Linked DNA regions of Mus musculus: regions 1, 2, 3 and 5 are each linked to region 4. The links are chromatin loops, found by intact Hi-C in ENCODE. Cell type or tissue: left cerebral cortex. All regions are shown on one strand.

The links. Peaks named below come from ENCODE experiments on the same cell type or tissue, not always from the same donor. Only the 100,000 strongest peaks of a DNase experiment are listed, where the experiment ranks them.
Region 1: it touches region 4 in a loop (2.6-fold over the local background); 12 of 42 quality-filtered maps call a loop at or near these places.
Region 2: it touches region 4 in a loop (2.4-fold over the local background); 9 of 42 quality-filtered maps call a loop at or near these places.
Region 3: a loop joins it to region 4, with 2.5 times the contacts of the local background. A loop is called at or near these places in 11 of 42 quality-filtered maps.
Region 5: a loop joins it to region 4, with 4 times the contacts of the local background. A loop is called at or near these places in 7 of 42 quality-filtered maps.

What each region holds. Positions count from the first base shown.
Region 1 is chr5:76,411,692-76,416,691 of GRCm38, reverse strand. No RefSeq gene overlaps it. Among named protein-coding and RNA genes, the nearest start is that of Nmu, 50 kb to the right of the region's middle. In left cerebral cortex, a CTCF peak has its summit at 2,616 (motif pointing right); a DNase peak (open chromatin) is centred at 2,596.
Region 2 is chr5:76,299,490-76,304,489 of GRCm38, reverse strand. Clock (circadian locomotor output cycles kaput) reads left to right here. Exons shown (of 23, transcript NM_001289826.1): 2 at 988-1,066. Among named protein-coding and RNA genes, the nearest start is that of Clock, 2.8 kb to the left of the region's middle. In left cerebral cortex, a CTCF peak has its summit at 2,290; DNase peaks (open chromatin) are centred at 510, 779 and 2,323; H3K4me3 peaks cover 1,332 bases; H3K27ac peaks cover 995 bases.
Region 3 is chr5:76,524,005-76,529,004 of GRCm38, reverse strand. No RefSeq gene overlaps it. Among named protein-coding and RNA genes, the nearest start is that of Exoc1, 2.8 kb to the left of the region's middle. In left cerebral cortex, a CTCF peak has its summit at 2,981 (motif pointing left); no DNase peak of the experiment used is centred here; H3K4me3 peaks cover 115 bases.
Region 4 is chr5:76,137,452-76,142,451 of GRCm38, reverse strand. Srd5a3 (steroid 5 alpha-reductase 3) reads right to left here and starts at 2,179. Exons shown (of 6, transcript NM_020611.4): 1 at 1,904-2,179. The coding sequence starts at 2,124. In left cerebral cortex, a CTCF peak has its summit at 1,892 (motif pointing left); DNase peaks (open chromatin) are centred at 1,853, 2,144, 3,067 and 3,702; H3K4me3 peaks cover 1,672 bases; H3K27ac peaks cover 1,370 bases.
Region 5 is chr5:76,538,285-76,543,284 of GRCm38, reverse strand. It overlaps Exoc1 (exocyst complex component 1), which reads right to left. Exons shown (of 19, transcript NM_001289770.1): 5 at 1,047-1,234. Among named protein-coding and RNA genes, the nearest start is that of Exoc1, 11 kb to the right of the region's middle. In left cerebral cortex, a CTCF peak has its summit at 2,242 (motif pointing right); DNase peaks (open chromatin) are centred at 588, 2,252 and 2,911; H3K27ac peaks cover 857 bases.

The DNA.
Region 1 (5,000 bases), 270 kb before region 4:
AGGTGTCAGCCTTCCTCTCTCCCCAGTCCTGGCTCAAGATGTAACTGCTTGCCCTACCCCGTGTTCCCAACCATAGAAGCCCCACGCAAGCCTCACCAATTCTGAACCAATACAAGCGCATTGCCCTCGAACACCCAAAGTTGCAAACTAAATAAACCTTTTCTCTTAATAAAGGAAGCTGTCTCCCCATGCATCTCATTTAGTAATGCACGCTGACTCATACAAAGCTCACATTTTCCATGGACAAAGCCAGTGTTATTTCTTCCTTCACAGTAAGCATTTGCTCAGCGTTTATTTTTCTAGTCTGATTGCATTAGCTCAAACTCCCAGTACTATGTTAAGAGGGAATATCTTTATCTGATTCTTGATTTTAGAAGACCAGCTTCAAGTTTCTCATCATTAAATGTGAGTCAGCTGGGGAGCTAGAGAGGGGGCTCTGTGGTTAAGAGCACTTGAATGTTCTTCCAAGAGGTCCTGGGTTCAATTCCCAGCAACCACGTGGTGGCTCACAACCATCAATTATAGGATCTGATTCCCCCTTCTGATGTGCATGAAGAGAGAGCACTTACATACATAAAATACATGAGTAAATATATCTTTTTTAAAAGACTAGGTAAAATTTAAAAAGTGTAAGTCAGTTATGGGTTTCTATAAATGGTCCCCTCTGTTCTCTATTCTCAGTTTATTGGGAAATCTTTTTCTTATTGTGAATAGGTAATGTATTTTTACATGTTTTAATTAATTAATTTATTTGTAATAATAATTTATTGATTGTGACTTTTCTTCTTTAGTCTATTGAGATGCTGAGTTGTGTTAACCGGTTTTCAAGCGTTGAGCCTGATTTGCACGCCCGGGATAAGTCCCACTTGGAAGAGTGTGTAGGGCTTTTATACACTGCTTGGGTTAATTTGCTGATATTTGTTCAGGATTTCTGCACAATGCTTTTGAGTGATGTTAGTCTGTAGTTTCACTTTTCTGCCATTTTGGCCTGCTGTAGCAAAATATTATGACATAGGTAGTTAGCAAACGACAGGTGTTTCTTTTTCAGAGCTCTGGGATATATGGAACCTAAGCTCGTGCTGGCAACAGAGTCACCATCTAATGATCACCGTTTCCTGGTCCATACATAGCACCTTTTGTTCTGAAGTGAAGACTAGGAATTAAACTCCCTTGGGCATTTTTCCTAAGGATCCCAGTCCATCCAAGAGGCTCTGCCTTCATGACCTACTTGTTTACCAAAGGTCTCCCCTTAAACATGTAACAGTGGGACTAGCTTTTGACATGTAAATTTGGGGAGACACAAACATTCAAACCAAAGCACAGTTTTTGTATTGTGTTGTCTGGTCTTGATATTAGAAACTACTGTTGTTCATGGAACCCTGGGCTCTAGGACCCTTCCCCATGATACCAGAATCTGTGTGTGCTCATGTCTCTCATGTAGAATGACACAGAATTTTCAGATAGCCTTTATATATCCTCTTTGATGCTTTAGATTGTCTCTGGATTACTTATAATACTTAGTACAATATAAATGCTATACAGCATAGTTAACAGTGTATAACAGCATGCAAAGAGTCACTACACTGAATCGTTTAGGAAGTAGCAGTGAGTTGAGTAAAAGGAGCCCCTGTGTTTGGTACCATGAACTTTTCTCAAGTATTTTAAATTAGTGATTGGTTGAATCTGCAGATGTGGAACCTGGGAATGTAGAGGCTGAGGGTACTCCCTTCAGCTCAGAGGAGGTTAGAGTTCTTCCTTAAATGCTTTCTAGAATTCACCAGCAAACCCTGAGTCTGCTGTGTGTGCATGCGAACATGTGTCTGTGTGTTTATATGTGTGTCTCTGTATGTGTGTGGTATGTGTATGTATGTGTGTGATGTGTGTATATGTTGTGTGTCTCTCTGTGTTGTAGTGTGTATATATCTGTTTGAGGTGTGTGTATGTGTGTGTTTGTGTGTATGTGCATGGTGTGTGTGTCTCTGTGTGGTGTGTGTGTATGTATCTCTGTGTCTGTATGTGCATGTGTATTTGTGTGTGTATGTGTGTTGTGATATGTGTCTGAGTGTTATGTATGTATGTGTGTGTCTGTGTGTACATGTATGTGCATGAGTATATATGTGTGTGTATATGTGTGTTTCTCTGTGTGTATGTGTGTATGTCTTTGTGTATGTGAGTGTGTGTGTGTGTGTTTGGAAGGTTATTGATAACTGATTAGTTTAAATCTGTTCTCTTGCAGACTTGGGTTTATTCAGATTTGATGTCTTCTTGAGTGAATTATCAAAAGTATGTACTTAAGGTTCTTTCCATCTATTGAAGTTGTAGATAGTGGGCAGAGTAGATTAAAGGTGTTTGCCACCAGGTCTGAAGATCTGGGTCCAGTTCTTCAGATCCACACGGTAGAGAGAAGAGACATGTACAAATTGTCCTTGGACTTTCACATGCAGGTTGCGGTACACGCAGACGCAAGAGCACTTGCATGTAGAAACACAGATGTATTTTTCATCTGTGAATATTAAGTTGTTGATCATACTCCTTTATTAGTCCTTTAATGGCCATGAGATCTCTTGATTCACTTTATTTCTGGATGGTTGTTGGTAATTAATCCACCAGGTGGTGCTCTGAAACCAAATTGACTTCAGTCCTAATTTGAAGAATATGTCACCTGGGATAATACTCAACCTATCAACTATTATCAAACTGGAAAACAGTATATGACAAACTAGCCTTTATATTTAAAATATGTATGTTCTGTAATTATGTCAAATATGTTTGTTAGAAACATTTTAAGATAAAAAAATTACATTGCTTTTGTGTTTCTTAGTATGTGAAATCAAGAGAATATCAGTGGCTGTTGATACAAAGACCATCTATACTGACTGTCCTCTTCCTGATTCTTAGTGCCTCGGGCTGGTCCCTATCAGAGCTCACAGTTTGCTGTGTGTTGGGAGAGGCCCTGGGATGCTATGACCAATTCAAGGAATGTGTTAGCTACTTGTTTGGACTTACCTGGCAAGAATCACTTTAAAAGAAGAACGCTTTACTTCAGTGTACAATTCTCGGGATAAAGATCACCATGGCGGGGAAGACATGGAGGCGGGAGCATGAGAGGTCAGAAAGAAGAAAGTGGGGAGGGGAAGGGAGATCGAGAATGTGAGAGTACTGGGGGATTGGGGAGAGAGAGAAGAGGGACAGGGAGGGAGAAGTAGCTGGTGCCCCCTCCCATTTATTCAATCTAGGACTGCAGCCCATTTAGGGTGTTTTTTTCCACCTCAGTTATCCTAATCTAGAAGTTACTTCACAGATGATATACCCAGAGATCTGTCTCCTATGTGGTTCTAGTCCCAGTCAAGTTAACAGTATTAATTAACCTTCACACTGGTTAACCTGGTTTCATCAAACCCCCTGATTCTGTTCCATTCTTTCGTGTTACAGTCTCTTCTCTTGGCTCAATGCCTTCCTCTGTGGGTCCCTCTGAGGCTGTTGGACCTCATCTGAGGCTGTGTGCTCTGGCCTGCTCATCCAGTACTCTGCTTTCTTCTTGTCTTCCTTGAAGTAGGATTCATAGATAGGTGTAACCATTTCCCACTTTATCCATTAGAGGGGAACAGAAGGGGAATGCACGGGGGTGGGGGTGGGGGAAGGGGCCTGTGTTCTCAGAGATTTGGCATTAAATAAATTGTAATTATAACAGCGGCCCATGGGACTACAGTGCCAGTATCTTTGGAGTCAAATTGTCCTGAGTTCAAGTTCTGGCTGCTCTGGTTGTAACCATTGTGATTTGGATAAAGCTAGATGGTGTCTTTGGATTTCAGTGTTCTCTCCTATATGATGGGATAATCCCCACTTTGCATGATTGTTCTGGGGAGTGAGAGAAGTCACCTGCTGAAGGTGTCTCAGTTACCAGAGTGCCCATCAGTCAGGGCCCTTCTGCTCTTCTTCCTTATTCCTTTGCTTCACCTTGTCTTCAGTGCCAGGGACAGTGGCCCCCAAGTGCCACCCCTGCCTCACAAGCTGCTCTGTTACTTCCCAGGGACCACACCTTTATCTCTACTGTATTGGCCAATATGATGGTTAGCGACAATCATCAACTGGACAGAATTTAGGATTACCTGGGAAATGGGTCTCTGAATAGACCTATGGGGGTCATCTTGATTACATTACCTAATATGTAAAGACCCATGTACTGGGTGGTTTTGAGTGTCAGCTTGATTCAAGCTGGAGTTGTCACAGAGAAAGGAGCCTCCCTTGAGGAAATGCCTCCATGAGATCCAGCTGTAAGGCATTTTCTCAATTAGTGATGAAGGTGGGAGGGCCCATTGTGGGTGGTGCCATCCCTGGGCTGATAGTTCTGGGTTCTATAAGAAAACAAGCTGAGCAAGCCAGGGGCAGCAAGCAAGCCAGTAAGTAACATTGCTCCATGGCCTCTGCATCAGCTCCTGCTTCTTGACCTGCTTGAGTTCCAGTTCTGACTTCCTTTGATGATGAACAGCAATGTGGAAAATGTAAGCTGAATAAACCCTTTCCTCCCCAACTTGGTCATGATTTGTGTGTGTGTGTGTGTGCAGGAATAGAAATCCTGACTAAGACAACCCATATTAATAGTGGGCAATATCTGGGCTTATGTAAGTGGAGAACATAAGCTGAACACCAGCAGGCATTCAGAGATCTCCTCTAAAGTGACCAGCTGCTTCATATCCAGCTGCTGTCACATCCCCCACAATGACGGAGTGGGAGCTAAGATCAGCCCTTTACCCTTAAGTTGTTTTTGTTCATGACAAAAACAGAAAAAAAAACCCAAACCCCAATATGGTTAATATCGCATTGTTTATAACAGAGAGCCTGAGGCAGGCTAAATAAAAGAGTTTACAACTGAGGATTGAGTCTAAGATCAGAGAGTCCGTTGGATCAGGCGAGGGACTTGTGACATCACACCATAGCAGAAGCATACTGGGAACAAATCCATCACTGAGTGAGAAAACAGAAGGAGACTCAAAAGCCAG
Region 2 (5,000 bases), 160 kb before region 4:
CGCCCCTGGTGCTGCCGGCTCCCGGAGCCGTGGCGTGTCCCGGCTGTCGCCGCTCGGCTGTCGCGAGCCGCCGCGGGCAGAGTCCCGGGCGGGGGAGGGAGGAAGCCGGAGCCTCAGGCACGGTGAGGACGCGGGAGGGCGCGGGGGGCAGTGTGTGGGACCGGGGCAGGGAACAGGGCGCGGGGCGCCAAGGGGGTGCGGGCCAGGCCGGGAGGCAGGAGCTGCGGCCGGGGTCCGGGGACGCGGAGAGCGCGGAGCTCTGGAGAGTCGCGCTCAGCCGGGCCTGCGCCAAGTGTCCCGGGGCCGCTGGGGGTTACCTGCAGGGCAGGGGGGCGCGGTGGGTCCCGCGGGCCCCGGGGGTTCCGGGGCCGCGTCGCGCTTGAGACTGGGCGCGGGGTTAGCGCGGGGCAGGCCGAGTCGGCCGCCGAGAGCGCTCGCGCCCGGGACCCGCTAGGCCTTGTGACCCACTTTATTCCTGTCACCACTCGGGCACGTTTGGAGCGGCGCCCAATGGGGCGCTGGGGCGGCCAGCTCCTCCGCGGAGCCCCCGCCCTCGCGGCGGCCGGCGCGCGCCGGGATCCGCAGTCCGAGCGGCGGCCGCCGCCGCCCAGGGCTGGTTCCGTTAATGGTCCTGGTTCCGGGGCTCGGGCCGCGGGCTGCTCTGGGCCCCGGGTGTCCGACTCGAGTCGCGTGCGCCGCGCCGGGCCGCGCTCTGCCTGTGGGGCTGGCCGTCCTGGATGTGGTCCTGGCTGTCCCGGTACCGGGAGTAGCGCCACGAAGTTTGTATCTTTGTGGGGTGTTTTCTGCCGCTGTGGAAGTCCGAGGTAGTCAGCAGAATCCTGAAAGATGAAGGAAGAGCTTTGGCCTCTGACCTGACAGATGACAGATCAGGCCGTGGTGTTTTGATATTGCAATGCCGAACCACACACTGCATGAAGCCTTTCTAGATGCTTTAAAAACAACAGACTCTGGTGTTTTCTATTGCAGTGAAAGAAAAGCACAAGAAGAAACTTTTACAGGCGTTGTTGATTGGACTAGGGCAACGATTCCCAAAATCACCAGCAAGGTAATTTCCCTTGATTGCATTGTTGTAGTTTTAAAAGCGACTAGAGAAAATTACAGACCATCCCCATTCATATCTGATTGAAAAAAAATGAATAGGCTGTAACTTAATTCGTGACTGTCTCTGAGTCCCACAGAACACTTGAAATCTGGTTTGTTTTAAAATCTTAGGAGAAAGAAACATGTGCCTAGGTTAGCTTGAAGAACTGGCAGGATCACCTGTGAAAAAAAGGACACAAAAAATTGTCATATAGTGAAAGAAAGCTGAATTGTGTCCTGTTGTATGTGTAACTATATATAATCTATATGTCCATATTTGTGCGTGTGTGTGTGTGTGTGTGTGTATATATATATATGTGTGTGTGTGTGTGTGTGTGTGTACACATATAGACTACATATAGCCTGTGTTGCTCGTCAATATGAGGAAGTCCTAGAATAAATACTAGAAAACCAATAGTTATGGGAAAGGGTGGAAAATGAAATGCTTTATGTGCTTATAGTCTTATTCTTTTAATGTTTTATGGATTTATAAACAGGTTTTATAGGGAATTTTGATCATTCTCTATTTTTTTCTCTTAATATTTGAAAAGTAAACTGGAGAAAGTTTAGGTGAACTTGATTGTTGTTTACATTTTACGATGCTGAAATCACAGGCAAATTCAAAACTTGCTAACCCTTGATGACTGCATTTGGCGTTAAAGTTGGAATGCGCTTCTTTGGTAGTATAGTGCCTCCTTTTTATATTTTTAAAAACTATAGTTTTATAGTTTTTTTTTCCTTTCGTCGATCCCTACCTCAATGTTTACATTCTGTTTACAATAATAATAAACCAGTTTATTTAGCTGAGTGACTTTTCTTGTGGGAAGCTATTATTTTCTTCAAGGAAGTCAGACATGAACCCCAGTGAAATATAAATATATGTATGTGTATTTGAGTGTGTGTGTGTGTGTGTCAGAGTGTCTGTGAGTATATATGTGTGAGTATATATGTGTGAGTATGTACATGTGTTGTGTATGTGATTATTTCTTAAGGAAAACAGAATTCAGAATTAAATGCAAGAAACCTAACCATTTGTGATAACAGATTGTGTAAACATATATTAATGATGTGTCTAGTTCTGCTGGCAGGCGTAATTTTGACAGCAAGGTTAAGGTTGAAAGGGTGTTGTGTGAGAGTGGATGCAATTTTAGGGAGGGAATACTCAAAAACTCCCTCTAGTGACAATAATATTCCATGGGGACTAGTTGCATGGGCACCAGTATTTTTTTATTTGGTAGGCCAGGATGTTTGTGCTGTTTCTGTTTGAGGCAGATATATGACAGTCACTCTAGTGCAAAGTGGCATTTAGTTTTCACTTGAATATCATGTATGTAGCTCTTTTCTAATCTTTTAACGTATGAATCCTGTAAGTGAAGGCTGTCTTCTGTTTTTGTTGTTAAGATAGAATCTCTTAGTGTAGTAACCCAGGCTGTTATGGAAATTACTGTGTAGTCTAGACTGGCCTTGAACTCATGATAATCCTCCTGCCTCAGCTTCCTGAGGACTAGAATCACAGGTATTTGCCACAACACTGGATATACATTTCTATCTATTTCTACCTCATGTCTTTCTTCAGAAATAACTGTTATCAATTGGATGACTAGCTTTCTGTATCTATTTCTGTGAATTTATGAATATATCTGCTTTAGCCTTAATTGATTTTTTTTTTTATGGTAAGGTTTTTGGAGGAGGGTATTGTGTTGGGAAGTCTTATTAGTATGTAGTCAGACTGGCCCATGGTGGAAGTATTGCTCAGCCGTTTGAGTGCTAGGGTTATGCTTAGCCAGTTACTGGGTTCCTGAATGATTGTTCTGTCTGTTTGCCTGCACTGTAAATCACACCCCACCCCACCCCCCAGGGTAGAAAGGACTTGGAGTATGTCAGAAAGTTTTAACGTGTGATAGTAATCTTAGGGAATAACCTCTCTACCCCTTACCTCTACAGCTATTGAAGGGCTAGTTGATATAGAAGCATTTGCAGTTTGGAGGGAGTTCAAACTGATGTGAATTCAGCCTAGAGACTTAGATTTTAACATTTTTATATAGGACTCTTAAGGGCCTAATTGTAGGGTTTCAAGAATGGGCCCCTGAGGGTGAATCTTAGCCTTGTAACTAGTTACAAAAGGAAAGAAGAGAAGAACCAGAGAGCTCAGGCTGGCATCTGAAGGAGCCAGCTGCCATCTGACAGCAGGCACCTCAGAGATGAATGCTGTGGACATGGATCTACTGCATAGATGCTTTCCGCCACGAAGAGCCTCTTTATTTGATCATTATAAACTAGTTACGTGTTGATTTCAAGATTGTTAGAAATATGGAATGAAGTATAGTTTGCCAGTGAACTGTTGTCCATGCTCAGCCATGTCAGACAGGTATTGTTACTATAGAAGAAGGTGGTCGGTCTCTTCCTGTCTCACTGTCTTCTCAGCACCACATGAAATGCCCCCTCTCCGTACCTTTCCTTATGCTGCTGGGTCAGCTAAAGTATTTATTTGCTCTGAATGTTTGCAGGGAGCAAATTATTTATAAAAGTTTCACATTTTATAGCCAAACTGTTCTGTGACTATTTCAGTACTTGCAGATCCATGAAGCTTCCCTTTGGAAATGTAATTGCCTTGTCGATAGCATATCACTAACACTGCAGTTTTTCTTTTCTGAGCTCAATTGCTGGTAGAGTTGTAAAAAATTACTCATCTAACACTTTCAAGTGTAAGAACAGTTTAATACTTACTAATTGGCTTAATTACATAATGGCATTTATAAGTTGCTTTACAACCATTTTTAATAACCCTGATATATGTAATTTCTATGAATTAAGTAGATAACGAAATTCTGCTTTCTGTATGAGTTACTCTGAAAATGTTAAATTACCTAAATAATCTATACTGACAATTTTAATTTTGAGTTATCACTTTTGTTGTATAATTCATGAAGAAATAATTCTGCTTATAATTTTAAGTTTGCCCTATCTACAAAAAGAAGTCATTGATAAAGAGTGAGTTTTTATTATTGCTTTCGATTTTTTAAAAGGACTATTTACTTTAAAATTCTATTTTGTTTGTATGGATGTTTTGCTTGCATGTATTTTTGTATACTGTATTGTGTGTATGGGGTTGGGGGTGGAGGCCAGAAGAATATCAGATACCCTGGGACTGGAGTTACAGATGGTTTTAAGTTGCCATGTGAGTATTGGGAATTGAATCTGGGTCCTCTGAAAGAGCAACCAGTGCTTTTAACCATTGAGCCATCTTTCCAGCCTCTAAAGGATTTTTTTTTTAAACAACAACAATGACAAACCCCCTGTATTTTAAATATTAATTTTTTTGGCAAAATCACTTTTATTTTTATATTGTGAGTACTGGAATCAAGGGGTGGACACCACCATGCCTACCAAACTCTGCTTTTTAGAAGAATTTTTATTTAATCTAATATTTAATTTTTAAATTTTTATTATAAATAGTAGAAAATAAAAGTAGAACTTGCTTCCCTTGTTGTTGTTGGTATTTGGATTATTTTGAGACAGACGACTTTGCTTTGTATATAGTCCAGGCCAGTCTCCAGGCACTTCATCCTCCAGCGCCAATTTCTCTGGTACTGGGATTCCAGGTGTAGGCCATACCTGCCTCTAAACATTTTTATATTTTGGAGATAAGAAGCACAAATAAGTTTGTACCTGTAGAGTAAGCCATTTGCCCACATAAGAATGTATCTTTTCTATTAAAATATAGTTTAATCTTAAGTAGTTGACTTACTTTCTTAATTTTCAACTCTCAGTTATAACTGTAGTACATCCCAGTATGGAAACTTGGGAAAAGCAGAAACAACAACAAAAAAAGCACAGATTAAGAATTTAAAATACTACTGAAAATCCTGTCACTCAGAAAAGCCATTGTTAGTCTTGTG
Region 3 (5,000 bases), 390 kb before region 4:
ACCCACTGCAACATGAGGAAAGGTATTAAAAGGTTGCAGCATTAGGAATGTTGAGAACTGTTAGCATAGGCTGATTTGAGGAGTTGATAATGGTGATGTTTCCTTTTTGTAGACGTACCCATTCTAATATTTGTAGCAACTCATTTGAGAGCGCATTAAATGTTCTCTCCTGTGCATATGTAAAACCCTGCTAACTAGATTCTTGGAAGAACTTTAGTGAGTTAAGTCAGATTCTCTGGGATAGATGTCACTAGTACCCTTAAGTTCTGGACACTTAATTCCCATAAACAGCTTTGGTCATTTACCCACTTCATACTCTACCCTGACTGCACAGACCTTCTTCTTGGGTGTTTTTTTAGAAACTTCACCCATGCCACCTCACATCAGATACTGAAATAGAATCTTTGTTTTAAAGGTGATGCTTGCTTGTTTCAGTGTGAGAAACATAAATGATGCCGAGAGTTCGAGCTATAAGACAAGTGATTCATTTAGGCCGCATCCCTGGCAGGGATTGAGTGCTGCAAATTTTGATTTCCAGGTTAAAAAATAAAAATTAAAAAAAGCCATTCAATTTTTTTATACTGAAGGAGTTCGCAATGAGGTAGGACTAGAAAAGGTGATTGCGAAGTTAGGATAACATACTCTACCAGGATGGTTTTCTTTCTTCTTTTTTTCTTTGCTGTTTTTTTTCCATTTATTTATTTACTTTGCATGTGGATCTTAGCCTACCCCTCCTTCCAATTCTCACCCTCCTTCCCAGCCTCTCCCTCATTCTCTGCTTCCCTTCTCTTCTGAGAAGGGGTGGGGTGGAGACCTTCTTGGATACCAACCCACCCTGTGACATCAAGTCACTGCAGGACTAGGCACATAGGATGAATTTTTTGTTGTTGTTGTTGTTTTGTTTTTCGAGACAGGGTTTCTCTGTGTAGCCCTGGCTGTCCTGGAGCTCACTTTGTAGACCAAGCTGGCCTCGAACTCAGAAATCCACCTGCCTCTTCCTCCCAAGTGCTGGGATTAAAGGTGTGCACCACCACCGCTCGGCATGAATTTCTTAAGAATATGACAGATGAGCTGTGCACAGTATTTGCACCGTTTATCTTAAGATAAAATTTTGGGAGACCTAGGAGAAATAATGAATAGGGACATGTTTGTTGCTACAATGATCAGCTTCTAGTCGGGGTTACTTGAGATGACTCTCACAGGATCTAGTTCTATATATTTGGATAGACTTCCCTGGTGTTTCCTCCTGAGCTCCAGAATGTTTGCCTTGGACATCTTAGCTGACAATTCCATTTGGGTGTTTTTGTTGTCATTTGGTCTTCCATTTTGTTCTTCCCCCCAACCCCCTGTACCTATGTTACAGCTCTCCTCACAGTTGAGAAGTGAGTGGTATTCCAGAAGGCTAGACTCTTCTGAACTCCTGAACTCCAGATTTTTGTATCCACTTCTCTGCCTCTGATATTTCTGTTTGGATAACTGAACAGCAATAATAATAATGATTATATAATATTTATATTAAATTATATTATATCTATACTCATCTGCTCATGCCCTCAGTTGGGTTTTAAATCTCTACACACATCACTTCAAAATGATGCCCAGACATGATGGCGATGGGCTAAACCTCTCAACCTGTAAGCAAGTTCCAGCTAAATGTCTTCCTTTATGAGAGTTGCTGTGGTCACGGTGTCTCTTCCCAGCAATGGGACACTGAGTGATCCAGGAGTGTCCGTGGATTCTGTAGTTCTGCCTTCAGCCTGAGGGTGCTGAGAAAGGATTTGTAGATTGGAGTAATGATGATTGGTGATGCTATAGTGTTGATGATTGTGGATATTGGCTGAATTAATGAGAGATAAAAACATCTTACTTCAGGCCACTTCTTCCTTTATATAAAATTGAATAATAAAGTGTGTTGATACAAGCTCTGCTGAAAGGAAAGATTCCCTGGGTATACTGAGTATTCCTAAGAGCTATCCCCAAGTGAGAGTGACATGCACTAGGAATTCAATGTTACTGACCAGTTAGTGTGATGTGTCAACCTATCTATGAGGCAGATCAAATCCTTCATTATGTATTTGGTAGACATAAAGAACTCCTATGTGGCTAGGGAAGTGAGTTGCAGAAGAGATACCAAAATGATGTCTTGAAAGTAAATGATGGGGGGGGAGTCTGAACTATCCATTCTTGAAATTATGTGTGTTTCCTGAACCTGGTCGACTTTTCTATTCCATTTTCATACTTCAACAGGTTGTTTCTAAAACTGCACCGGGGAACTGGTGGAACTAATAATATATCCACCTCATGAGAGATGACCCTTGTTTTCCCAGTAGAGAATTGTTCCCTGCTTCAGAAAGCATGTCTTGCAGAGCAGTGAGGACCTGTGTGACAACTCTTACTGTGGTTTTCTGGAGATTTCACAAGGTGCTTCTAGCCATCATAGATCCCAAGCCTTCAGATCTGTTGGGGCAAAAGGTTGGGTAGTAGGGCAACTTGTATGAGATCCCTTCTGGGCAACATACTTTGCATTAAGTTCATTCTGTCATTATTCTGGGAAAGAATCCAGTCACTCTTCTTTATTCTTGACAGAGTGAGTTCATTCTGACCCTCCCGCTTTACCATCCTTCTGACTCTCAGAACCCATTCAGCACTGTTCTGGCATCTTAGCCACATCTAGGAAGCACAATGGCTGTGTGTTAAAATTTACTCCTCCCGTCCTTGCCAAAACATTGAATGGCAAGTCGGCTGATGTCATCTGCTTCCTCTGGCCAGCCTTACACCTGTATTTATTTTTCTGACTTCATACTTTCATACATTCCACTTGTTCATATTGGCACATATTAGCCCATTTTTGCAGTATCCTTTGAGTTAGCATAGTTTGGTGAGTATCAACCTCAGGTGATTTTCAGTCCTTGAGGGACATTTGACAATGTTTTGAGACATTTTTGGTTGTCATTACTGAAAGAGGTCTGCTGACATCTAGTGGATACAAGCCAGAGTTGGTGGTGAACGATCTATAACATTAAAGATAGCCCTTCACAGCAAAGAACTATCCATTGCAAAAGGTCCCAGTTGTTAGAAGGGAGGAACCTTTGCTGTAGCTTTCTCTAGAGCAGGGCTTGCTGTTTCTCACAAAGGCTGGGCTGGGATAACTTGATTATGGAATCGAGGCAACAAGGAAGAAACGTGATAGGAACGGGAAGTGAAGGAGATAGAGTTATACTTTGAAGCAAGTTTCTTTGCGATGTTTCAAGACATGGGGAGACTGTTCTTCAGTGTCAAAAGGAGAGAGACATCGAAGTAGAGAAAATTCTGAGAGTTTAAGAGTGTGAAATATGACAGGAAAAGTATGGGCTCAGGACTCCAAGACCAAGTTCTCAGCACAAAGGAGATGTATTTATCCCAGAGGGACAGAGGACAGGGATAAGAGACAAACACAGGAGATAGACGATGAGGGAGAGGAGGAAGGGACAAAGGAGACTGAGGAGGGGTATTTGTCTCAGAATGGAAAGGAGGCAGAGTGCATGGGACATAGTGGCTTCTAAAGGTAAAGGGGAAACCTCCTGTTAGAACGAGGTGTTTAATTTTAATTGGGCATGTTAATTAGAGGAGCCAAGAGAGGCTTTTGATGGCTGGACTTCAATATTTTGATAGCTGTGTCTTGGTAGTCAGCCTTAGAAGGAGGAGGAAGTGGCCAAATAAGGAAATAGACCTTGGTGGCTAGCTGCAGGAATGTAATCTTTCAGTTTGGCAAGGCAGAGGGAATGGGGGAGAAGGGCAAGGCCAGCCAGAGCCGTGTTTGCCACGCTTGAGTTGGCCAGAGCCCCTTTAGAGTCTACACAATGTCTTCACTCTAAATTTCAAAATCCCATTACCTTTCTATTCGACTTTGTAGATGGTGTTTCCAGGCTATGAATTTTGCTTGGAGCATCTTTAGCCCTTGGGCTTCTGTTCCGTTTATGGTTAAACACTGAGGCAGGAGCTCAGGCACAGTCCGCTGTGTGGCTCTGCTACCCCAGAGACCCTCTGGCTTTCACAGTGAGCTATGATGGTTGTGGTACTTTCTGAGAACCTCAGAGATCATCTTACTATTCTACACAACTGAAAAAAGAGAAGTGTTGATCTGTTGCTTCCCCTGCCACTGGTCACCATTTCACCCTTCGTGTGACTACAGGGATGAATCATGCAGACGTCCCAAGCTGTAGCATTGTCTGCAACGACATACCAGGGAGTGAGAGAGGCACGTTGCTGTCATATCATCCTTGAGAGATGCTAGCTGACACCAGTGGCTGGCCACTGCAACAGGTATCTAGACTGAGAGATGAAACTTGAAGGACTTAGTGCTACTCAAGGAAACAGAAACTGCTGGTCCCTCAGTGTCTCTTTGAGGTAATGGTTTCTCCATATTTTCAGCTGCCTGAGTCGATCCTGGATTTCCTATCTCTCACACTCTACATCTGGTGACTCTAGAAAACCTGTTCTACCACCAAGATGCACGCCAAATCTAACCACTCCCCAGCCTTCCCACATCCTTCCTGGATTTCTCTGTAACATGCCCCTCTAGACTTTCTGTCTTCAGTCACACTTGGGTCAGACACAGGGTTCAGCACTTGATCTACTCTGCACACGGGAAACTTGGTAATGATACCACTGGCAAGCCCACACTCACTCCCTAGAAATGGAAGCAAGCCAACATATTAATTTTTATTGAAAATCAGATTTCATGGTTTTTTTTTTTAGATTTCATGTTAAGTTTGCTAAATATGTTGAGCTTATATTCCTCCATCATCCCAAGGCATATTAAATTATGATTTGTTTGTATATTACAACTGGAGGATGTGATCTCCCATAAACCCACATTTAAGCAATAGAAAGTACCTTTCTGGAACACGGCATTTAAACTGCACAAAGATAGGTCTGTTCTTAACCAGGTAGGTTAGGAATTAGCCTTTACCTTTAATAAGGGACTTTAGCCTTCCGAGGAGAGAGGTGAGATGCGCCCT
Region 4 (5,000 bases):
GAAACTATTCAAAAATGTTTAAGTCGGAAGCACTTTAGCTAAGGTTACCAAATACTATAAAATCTGGATTAGCCGAGATGTTACAAAGTGTCTCCCGCCAGGGTAATCCACTGCCATTGGACTTTTCAGACAGGACTCAGGTCTGCAAGGTGGAAGAGCTTGCCTGGCACCCTGGAGGTCAGGAGTTCGGCATCTTACACCGACAGGCAGGCTGCAAGGGCTAGCCGCCACACTCACTGTACAACCAGCCTGAATTTGTGAACACATGGATGAAAATGTTGAAGATGGCAGGTCCCTCCCAGGTCTGTCATGAGGATCAAGGGGAGAAAGGCTTTCAAGTCCTTAGCATGTGACATACGAGCAACTCCGCTGTGGTAGTGCTCTCTAACTCAATTATTATAATTTCCCCATTATGAATGTGCTAAGCACAATGCCATGGGAGGTCCTCTGGAAATAGGGAAATGAAAACTTGTCAACTCCAGTTATCCCCTTTTCATATAAAAGGGGGGGGGGGGGCAGCCATTACAAAGGACAATGTTTTGATGCAAATATTCCCGTTTTGGTTGTTTTGTTTTGTTTTTAAACCTTTGTCTCAATTAAAAATGCCTTTCCTTATAGGCCTGGATTTGTTGGACCTTCTCCAGTATTGAAGGAAAAACAAACAAACAAAAACCAACTCAATTTAGGGAAAAACAATAGGCCCTGTCACCTCGGAGCACCTGAACACCTTGGGAAGTTCTGCTCTGAGTTCTGGAAGAAGGAAAGAATAATTATTTCACAATACTGTTAAGAATTAGAAGAAGCCCAGAGTACCAAGTGTTACCGGGATGAATACAGGGAAGGCCCACCTCTTTCTTGGCTGTCACACAAAGGCAGACTTGAGTGTAGCAGCTGAGGAGTCCCATCCAGAGAGACTGAGTATAAGTGATTTTTAAGTGTGCTTTGAACTCTGGGGACACTAGAACCTCTCTCAAAAGTCAGAAAATAAATTGCTATATAGCATAAGGGATATAGGCCAATCAAACCCGAGGATAAGAGGACGGTAGGATGGTCTTAAAATTGGGCCTCTAAGGAAGAGTTCTTCCGGGTCTTAATCTCTTTACCATTCATTCTTCACAATGACATGGTACTCTGCTCTCACACTAACCCCCTGAAAGACCCCCTCCAACAGTCAGGACATAGCTGGGGCCAGTTGATAGCCCCACCGCCATCTGCAGAGGTGGGCAACGGCTACAGATTTCTAAAGCAATCTAGATGAATCCGTCAGAACCCATCACATTCCTTCCAATTCAATTCTAAATGCAAATGCGTGATGAATTTCATAAAAAAAAATGACACAGCTTTATTATCTAGAATACTGTGTTAAGATGACTTCTCCATCTACATACTGAATTCATCGTGGAGTTAAAAAAAAAAAAAAAAGAAAGAAAGAAAGAAAAGGAAAGGAAAGCCATGTGGCGGGTCTCACATATTCTCAGCGGAGTCCATATGTACCCCGGAAGATTTTAGTATTTCACAACTTGGTTACTGAGCCTTCCGGGATGGGTTGGGGCAGGGCATACTGGGCTAGTTTGCCAGAGCACCTGTGGAGATGCAGGTTAGTGATGTCTGCACAGCCCCAGGGGAGCACACTCTGGACTTCTTTCTTGACTGTGACAGATCGGGCTGAGAACTGCGGAAATCGAGGAAGAACTTGCCTCCAAGTCCATGAATTTCCACGACCTCAAGTTCTGGGGAGGGGAAGCGGAAAACTGGGGGTAAAGAAGTCAGGGCGGCTCCCTGGGGGCCGGGCCAACTTGAGATGCTCTGTCATTTCCGGGGACGGCTCGGGGACAGCCCCTGGCTCACGTGCCTGCGCCGCCTCTGTTGCCCCCTGCCGGGCGCGCCCCGCCACCGACGTTACCTCTTGGGGACATCGAAGGCCCTGCAGACGGCGGGGCGCCGCGAGCCGGACTGCTTGGTCTTCCCGTAGCGGAGCAGGTCCTGGAAGAGCGCGCAGCTCGGCAGCAGCCTGGCGGGCGCCAGCTGCAGCAGCAGCGCGAACAGGAAGGCGGCGGCCAGCGCCAGCCACAGCGTCCGCAGGGGGTTCAGGGCCGAGAGCTCAAACCCGGCCCACCCAGCCATAGCCCGGGAGCCGGCTACAGATGCGCGCCGCCGCGCCGCCCTCCTTCTCTCACCCCCTCCCTCCCTCCCGCCTCGGCGGCGCGCTTGGCGGTGACGCGGCTCCTGGGCGGGACGCGCGGCCCCGCCCCTGGCTAGGCGCTCAGGAGCTGGGTTGTGCTCCTGCTCACCTGGTTTGAGCAGGCTGCGCTTTAGACTTGTACTGCCTCTAATCTAATTCCGAGATGCAACTCCAACTTGAAGTTCTGCAGGAGCATGCGAGACCACGTGCTACAGTCCAAGTCTTGTAGAGATACGTTACACCTATTTATTAAGTGGAGTGGAGCTATGCCAAGAGGTGTGGGTGGGAGCCCAAGACAGCTTGGGGGGAATTGGTTCTCTCCTTCCACCATGTGGCGCTTCGGGGATCCTATTCTAGAGGTCAGGTTCTCACCAGCCTGTGTAAGTTTCTATAAACTTTGACTGCGGGATTACTGCTGCGAAAAAGTGTGAAGAGAAATTTTGGTTGAAGTACAGGCTGAATTCTTGGCTGGGTCCCTAGAGGGGGCCCCCAGGAGTCAAGATGCGAAGGATCTTAATACCACGCTGGTCTACCAGAAGCACCAGATTCATTAGCATACTCCAGATGGGGATCGCTGTAAATTCAGGGATGACCTCTGGAAAGACCTCGGTGAGGGAATTCTACACTTTGTCAACTGTAGGCTGGAGCTGCTCCGGCAAACTCTGGATTTTGGAGTGGAAAAGCAGAGTAATGCCCTCAATGGACCTACGTTTTTCACCCATCTGCTCCATGGACAAAGTGTTTAACTAGCTGTGTCTGCTGCCTTTATGGCTAGGAATGAAAAGATTTGGAAGACCTTTATGCACTCATTGGCTCGAGTCCATGGGGCAGTGGGGGTGAGGGGGAAGGCAAGGTATGAGACAGCAAATCTCCAAAAACCTCCCTCCACGGATCTGGCTCAGATGCTGTCTTTCAGGCATCAGTGGAAAACACCATCACGTGTTAGATGAAGGCCTGGTTCCCTGTTGACAGCTGCTTAGTGGTATTTCAGGCTATCGGGTCCTTGAGTAATGCAGGCTACTCAGAAAGGAGGAAGCAAATGGGATCCAATTGTGTACCCCTATAATACAAGTCTTTATCACAGCCTTGCTTTCAACAGAAAAATGACTACACCCCTAAATCTGCCTTGATGCGTTTAGCCAAATTATGGTACACTCCCATTTTCTCTCTTAAAAAAAAAAAAGAAAAGATTACAGAGTGGGGGAAAAAAAGAATACTTTTATTTATAGATTGTATGTGTGTGTGTATGTGTGACTGGCCCATCCATGTCAATAATCATTAATAATATAGTTAAGCTTCCTCTCCTCAGTTATATAACTCTGGCCTGTGTCAAGTTGACAAAACTAACAAAAGCAACCAGGACATTCGAGTTCCTGCTCCAGCCTCCTGCTATCGTGCCTCCCCTGACAACACGGGCCCTTCCTCTGGAACTGTGAGCCAACACGTTCTTCTGTAAGTTGTTCTTGATCATTGTTTTGTATCACAGCAACAACAAAAAGATATTGTTACTAATACAGAGTCTCAGCAAGAGCAGTATTTATCTTAGCAATTGAGCCATCTCCCCGCCTCCCACTAACACCGTATCAGCAGAATGCCATGTGGCTGTTGGTAGGTAACTATGGAGACTGAGCACACAGAAAGCAGTCAATGAAACCGTTGTGTGACAACGCTTTCCCCGGGGAGACATACACACATCTACTGACCCCAGATAGGAAGCTCCTGATGGACACACACTGATGCCACCACAGTCTGAGTCCGTGAACTAAGAAGTTTTCTGGGGTTGTTAGGCTGGAAACCCTGCTCATCCCCTGCCCAAGCTAGGAAACAGGTCTGCCTTCCTCCCCCTGAGCCCACTCACATGGAGGAAACTCCAAACTCTCATGTCATCCCTCCTCTGAGAGGACCCCAATCACTCCATTTTAGAACAGGCAGCCATGTTAGGCCTTAAGCCTCAGTTTCCCAAGGAAGCAGGCAAGGCTTCTCAGAAAAACCCCAGACAATGGGCCACCAATCAGCAACTGCCCTGACATCCGGCTAAGGGAGACAGTCAGCCCCAGGACTGAGACAGTTCCTGGAATTTATCTAAGGCCTGACAAAAGTGGCAAAACAAATACAGCAACCAATAAAAAAGGTAACTGCTGCTTACCTAGCCAATCATATTTAAAATGACCTAACCATCCCTAGAATTATCCTATCTGCACTTAGAAGAAGCTTGCATGCTCTCCCCGGGGGTCTCCATTGTGTATAATGGCTGATCAATGAATGCTGTTTGTTTCCAAAGAATAAACACTCTTTGCTTTTTCATACTACTTAACTTTGGGGGTTTTCCTTTAGCAACTCTTGGACCCTTACACTTCATATTCCTGTTTCCAGCACCCCACTCAAGAATGCCTGCCCAGGGGCTCACTTTTTGACCATGTGTGATGGTTTATATGTGCTAGGCCTAGGGAGTAGCACTATTAGAAGGTGTGGCCCTATTAGAGTAGGTGTGTCACTATGGGTGTGGGCTTTAATACCCATGACCTAGCTGCCTGGAAGCCAGTATCCGCTAGCAGCCTTCAGGTAAAGATGTAGAACTTTCAGCTCCTCCATGCCTTTCTGAATGCTGCCATGCTCCTGCCTGGATGAAAATGGGCTGAACCTCTGAACCTGAAAGCCAGCCCCAATTAAATGTTGTCCTTTATAAGACTTGCCTTGGTCATAGTGTCTGTTTACAGCCGTAAAACCTTAAATGAGCCATCATGTATGGACACAATCCCAGCTCCTAGCTGACACACCATTACTCCTCACCTAAGCCCTATAAAACCCTCTGGCTTTA
Region 5 (5,000 bases), 400 kb before region 4:
TTCAGAAACTGTGCAGCGATATCATAGGCTCTGTTCTAACACCTCTGGAAGCGCTAGCTCCTTCCCCTCCCTCTCCACACTTGTCCTGCTCCCCTCTGGTAACTGACTCTAGCTCCTCTCCCCTCCCCACACTACCCTGCTCCCCTTTGGTAACTGACTCTAGCTCCTCTCCCCTCCCCACACTTGTCCTGCTCCCCTTTGTAACTGACTCTAGCTCCTCCCCTCTCCACACACTTGTCCTGCTCCCCTTTGGTAACTGACTCTAGCTCCTCTCCCTCCACACACTACCCTGCTCCCCTTCGGTAACTGACTCTAGCTCCTCTCCCCTCCCCACACTACCCTGCTCCCCACATTTATGTCAGCTACCTTTCTCTTGTGTTAGTAAATGCTTACTCTTTGGCAACGACCTATTCAGAGCCTAGGGGATTAAACCCTAGTGGTATCTGGTCATCTACTTTTTTATTCCACCATTGCATAATAAGAACACTCCAATATCTAAAGCCTTAGCCTTAGCCAAATGTCTTCACTGGAAATGGTTTTTAGTGAGTGAGTGTGTGTCTGTGTGTGTGTGTGTGTGTGTGTGTGCGCGCACGCGCGTGTGTAGGTGTGAATATTCACTGACATCTGTGTGAGTAGGCGTGGACAGCAAATGTAGGGTGTCTTCCTTAATTGCTCTGTTCCTTATTATTGAGGTAGGCTCTCTCACCTGAACCCAGAGCTCCCTGATCTGCCTGGTCGAGTCAGAGGACCCACTGTCTCTGAGTTACGCACTGGGACTACAGAAGAGCCACTATGCCCCAAGTGTTTACTTGGGGCCTGGGGGTCTGAACCCTGGTCCTCAGCTTGCATGGCAAGTGCTTTAGCCACTGAGCCATCTCCTCAGCGCCAAGTTCATCTTTTAAACAGCTACTAACAAGCTGACAAAGACACAGTAATCCCACTTCCAAAAGCTCAGGTGCCGAGGCAGAAAGCCTGAGCGTCACCAGCGTCACCAGCCCCCGTGTTCGATCCACTGCAGCACTCACTGCAGCAGGAGCAGCTCTTACCCCATCGAGCACCTGCAGCTCCCGGGACAACTTCTCCGCAAAGGCTTCAGCGTTAGAAATGGCGCACTCGCAGCCTTCCATCATTATCTCGATGTCCTGCTCTTCTCTTGCATTTAACTCTTGGTACTCATCTACCGCTTCTTCATCCCCTCCCGCTACACTCTGATTCTCTCCGCTTGGAACAGATTCTTAAGATAAAAAGGTAAGGAAAGAAAGTTGTCAAAAATGTGAAGAACCCTGGCATGGACGTTAAAATGATAGCTAGTTAGGGCCGATTACAAGCACAGGGCACACTTAGTAGATGAAGGATAGAAAAGAATGATTCAGAATGTATGAAAACAAGTCTCAAACCTCATTTCCACACAGAACCACAATGATGCTGAAGTTAGGTCCTAAGAGCAACAGAAAGCATGCAGTCTAGTATGCTTGCTGACTTACAAGTGTTAAAATGGGCTTTAGTCACAATCTCTCAAAACATAATTCTACTAAAATAGAAAACATGAAGAAATGAACCCAATTTCTCCCTGGTGGCTGCTGCTCTAACAAAACACTGCTGAACTGTGAACATGGGAAACAATTCTCTCCTCGTAGCATTTCCCCTTGTTATTTTTGCTATTTTCATTGTTTTTTGTTTTTTTTAACAAATCTGTCTATCTTTCTTTCACACAACGCTCACGTGCACATGCGTGCGCGCGCACACACACACACACACATACACGCGCACGCCCCTTTCAAATAACTTTGAAGTGAGAAGTGTATTATCAACAAGAAAGTATAAATACTGAAAGTATAAGTGCATTTTCTATACTTTGTTGTTTTCACATGCATAGATAAAACAGCTAAAGATAAACTACAGGAACTAAGTCACAGTCTGGATACTCTTAGTATTTGGTATTTTACTTGAAAATGAGTATTTTCATTTAGCAGGATTAAAATACATTTGTTTGTCTCAGAACAAAACCCTGATAATTCTAAGTGAGCAATGTTTACTCTGAAGAAGATAATAAATTAGGCAGATTTTGCTAGTTCCCAAGGGGGTTAAGGAGATTAAAATTTCTGACATAAGCAATTTACAGATTACTCTCTAGAAATATTTCTAGAGAAGCATTGCTCTATCTTCTTTGTCTTTTCAATGAGACCATTTTGTTGCTTGTGGAGATGCTCAACTATCAGATGTGACTCCATATTAACCACTAGAGGGCAGGTACTGCCTAAATAACCCACCACAGTGTTACACTAAACACTGAAAAGAAACAAGTGTTTTGTCATCAAAAAACTATGTTAGTAGTATTTTCTTTTCCTGAAATAGTCTTTTGGAAGCTAATAATGAATATTACTATTGGTTTGATTACTATATGGATTTTGAATACATGTATCCCTGTACACAACTCCATGAAATACACACCCCATGGATAACAGAGCAAGTGATACATACAGGTGGACTAGAATAGGAAGAAAAGGTGTTACGCACCTTCTGTAACTTTAGGCAGTTCTGGAGGAAAAGGTATGAAGAAGGCAGAGGAAAGGAAGCAAAGAACATTAGCTGGGTAGGAAAGTACACAGATTTAAAACTTTTAACTACTACCCATATCTCGTTTTGAACTTCACGCTAAACTTGGAGTCTCAAGGCAACATCCAGACACAGTGGGACGATCCCTAAGAAGCTAAACTTGCATGCTTGTTTTCTTATTGTCTCGTCGAAGTGCACGTCCCTATTTTCTTTTCTTTTTCAGAAGCAGACGAGACCTTGAGGAAGGACGCTGGGAAGCGAGCCCTTTCCTGGGATTATTTTCAAGTCAGCTCTGACTCATGCATTCAGTGTAGTTATTTTCACTCAAGGTCCAAAGCTTTGCCAGGACACTCCCTCACAAAGGATTAGTCACAAAACACTGTTTCAAAGACTAAGACTGAGGCAAGAAACGAACACAGGAGACTGCGTACAAGCAGGCATTCAAGGATTCAAGTGGAAGGTTGTTTAAATATCTGGCTGCAAGTCAAAGGATAAAAAAGAAAAGGCTTAAACAAAAAGAACTTCCCTCTCCATCTCTAAAACTCCAGCATCCCATTGTCATTTATAAAAACTACCAATGCTGCTGCTGCTGCTGCTAGAACATTTACAATAGCATTGCTGACCTACTTGGCTCATTATTTAGCGCTTCAAAAGAGGTTGTAATGCGGGTTTTCCCTCAACATTACCCAAAGCCTAGAGACATTTACTTCTTAAAAACTGGCATTAATGGCTGTGATTTAGGGCCCATTAGGACTAGTTTTAGACATTTATAAAGCTTTCCCAGAACACTAAGCCAAAACAACAGTTACTGGTCAACAGAAAATGGTTTCTGAAATGACATCCCGAAGGACTTTAGCATCCTTAAAACCAATCTCAGCTGGAGCTCATCTTTATAAATATCAACATTTGGCTGTGTGTCCTGAAAAGTTAAGTACCTTTAAAAAAAAAGTTCAATTTTATCCTTAAAATCAGCAATAGTCTTTGTATTCTTTTGGTAATGTTTTTTAGTGATAGAGTATACATTTTTCAATATAGTTGTCCTAATGAAATACATCAGCTTAAAATATAACTATGTATACATAACATCTGGAAACATAATATTTGGAAACAGAATAGCAAGTTTTTCAATGAATGATTAGCTAATCAGAATATTCTTGCTTCAATTGGTCAAAGTCATTCAAAGCAAATGAATCTGTCAATGACCACACACTACTAAGGGGTCACGTCCTCAGCACACCCACAGTCTAGGCACTGGGGACAGGGCAGCCCCGTGATGCTCATAACTCAGGCCAGTGTCTGGGTGGGGCAGGGTCTGGGGGCTTCTCAGGCCTGACAGATATATCTGCCAGCTTTCTGTCAGTTCTAAGCACCAAGTAGAACTGCTGAGAAGAATAATCTATTTGAAAGGAGAAATGTCCACAACCAAATAAAAAGAGGACCAATAAAGAGGCAAGTAGCTAGATAAATGGTTTGCTTCAAACTATATCTTACATTATTGAATACGGGGCCAGAGACTAACTCAGTGGGTATAGGCGCTTGCCTGGTGACCTGAATTCAATCCCTGGAAGCCATATAAAGATGGAAGGAGAACCAACTTCACAGCATTTCCCTCTGACCTCCACACAAGGGCCATGGGATGCACCCGCCCTCCTTCCAGTGAACACATGGATAAAGTTTTAAGGCAGACGTGATGGCTCACTAGGAATGTTAGGCAGGAGGCCTGCCACGAATTCAGTCAGCCCAGAGTACACAGTGAATTCCAAGCTAGCCTGGGCCTCACAGGGGACCCTGTCTCAAAACAACAGCCAAGCTGGTTTCTTCTGTACAATAAAGCGTGATATGCACACGGCATCCCAGGCCATTCAGAGCCATTCCACGGGAAGCTTACACCCGAGGAAAGGAACTGCAGAGAGTGAGACCTCACTGAACATTTTCATACTTCAGAGTAGAGGCTGTCTTGCCACACAGTCAAATCTGCAAAGGCAGACAAATCACAGGCGCCCTCATCAGCCTCCTGTCCAAGGATTCTGCTGCCCAGAGGAGATGAGATTTATTGAGCATTTACTATAAACCTGAGACCCTTCTTCTTAAGCAAAGAAATGCATTATAAATAATAACTGTGAGTTAGATACTACAAATAAGGGAACCTGAGGCTTCCATTAACTACATAAAGCCAGGACATAGCCGGCAAAGGCAGAATTTAAACTCAGGTAGCGTAACATCAGAACTGTGTTAGTCTTCTGCTGGACATAAAAGTACTGCTGTACGGTCATTTACCCCACAGCTGTTTAAAATAAATTTTAGAGTAAGTATTTAGTAACATTAAAAACAAGTTTGTGCTGAATTCATTCTATGAAAAAAGAATGTTAACAAAAGTGTAAACTTCTCTATTTAGGTATTCATAGAAAAAAGCCTTAAAAAATATATATGTTGAAGGGTTAGCA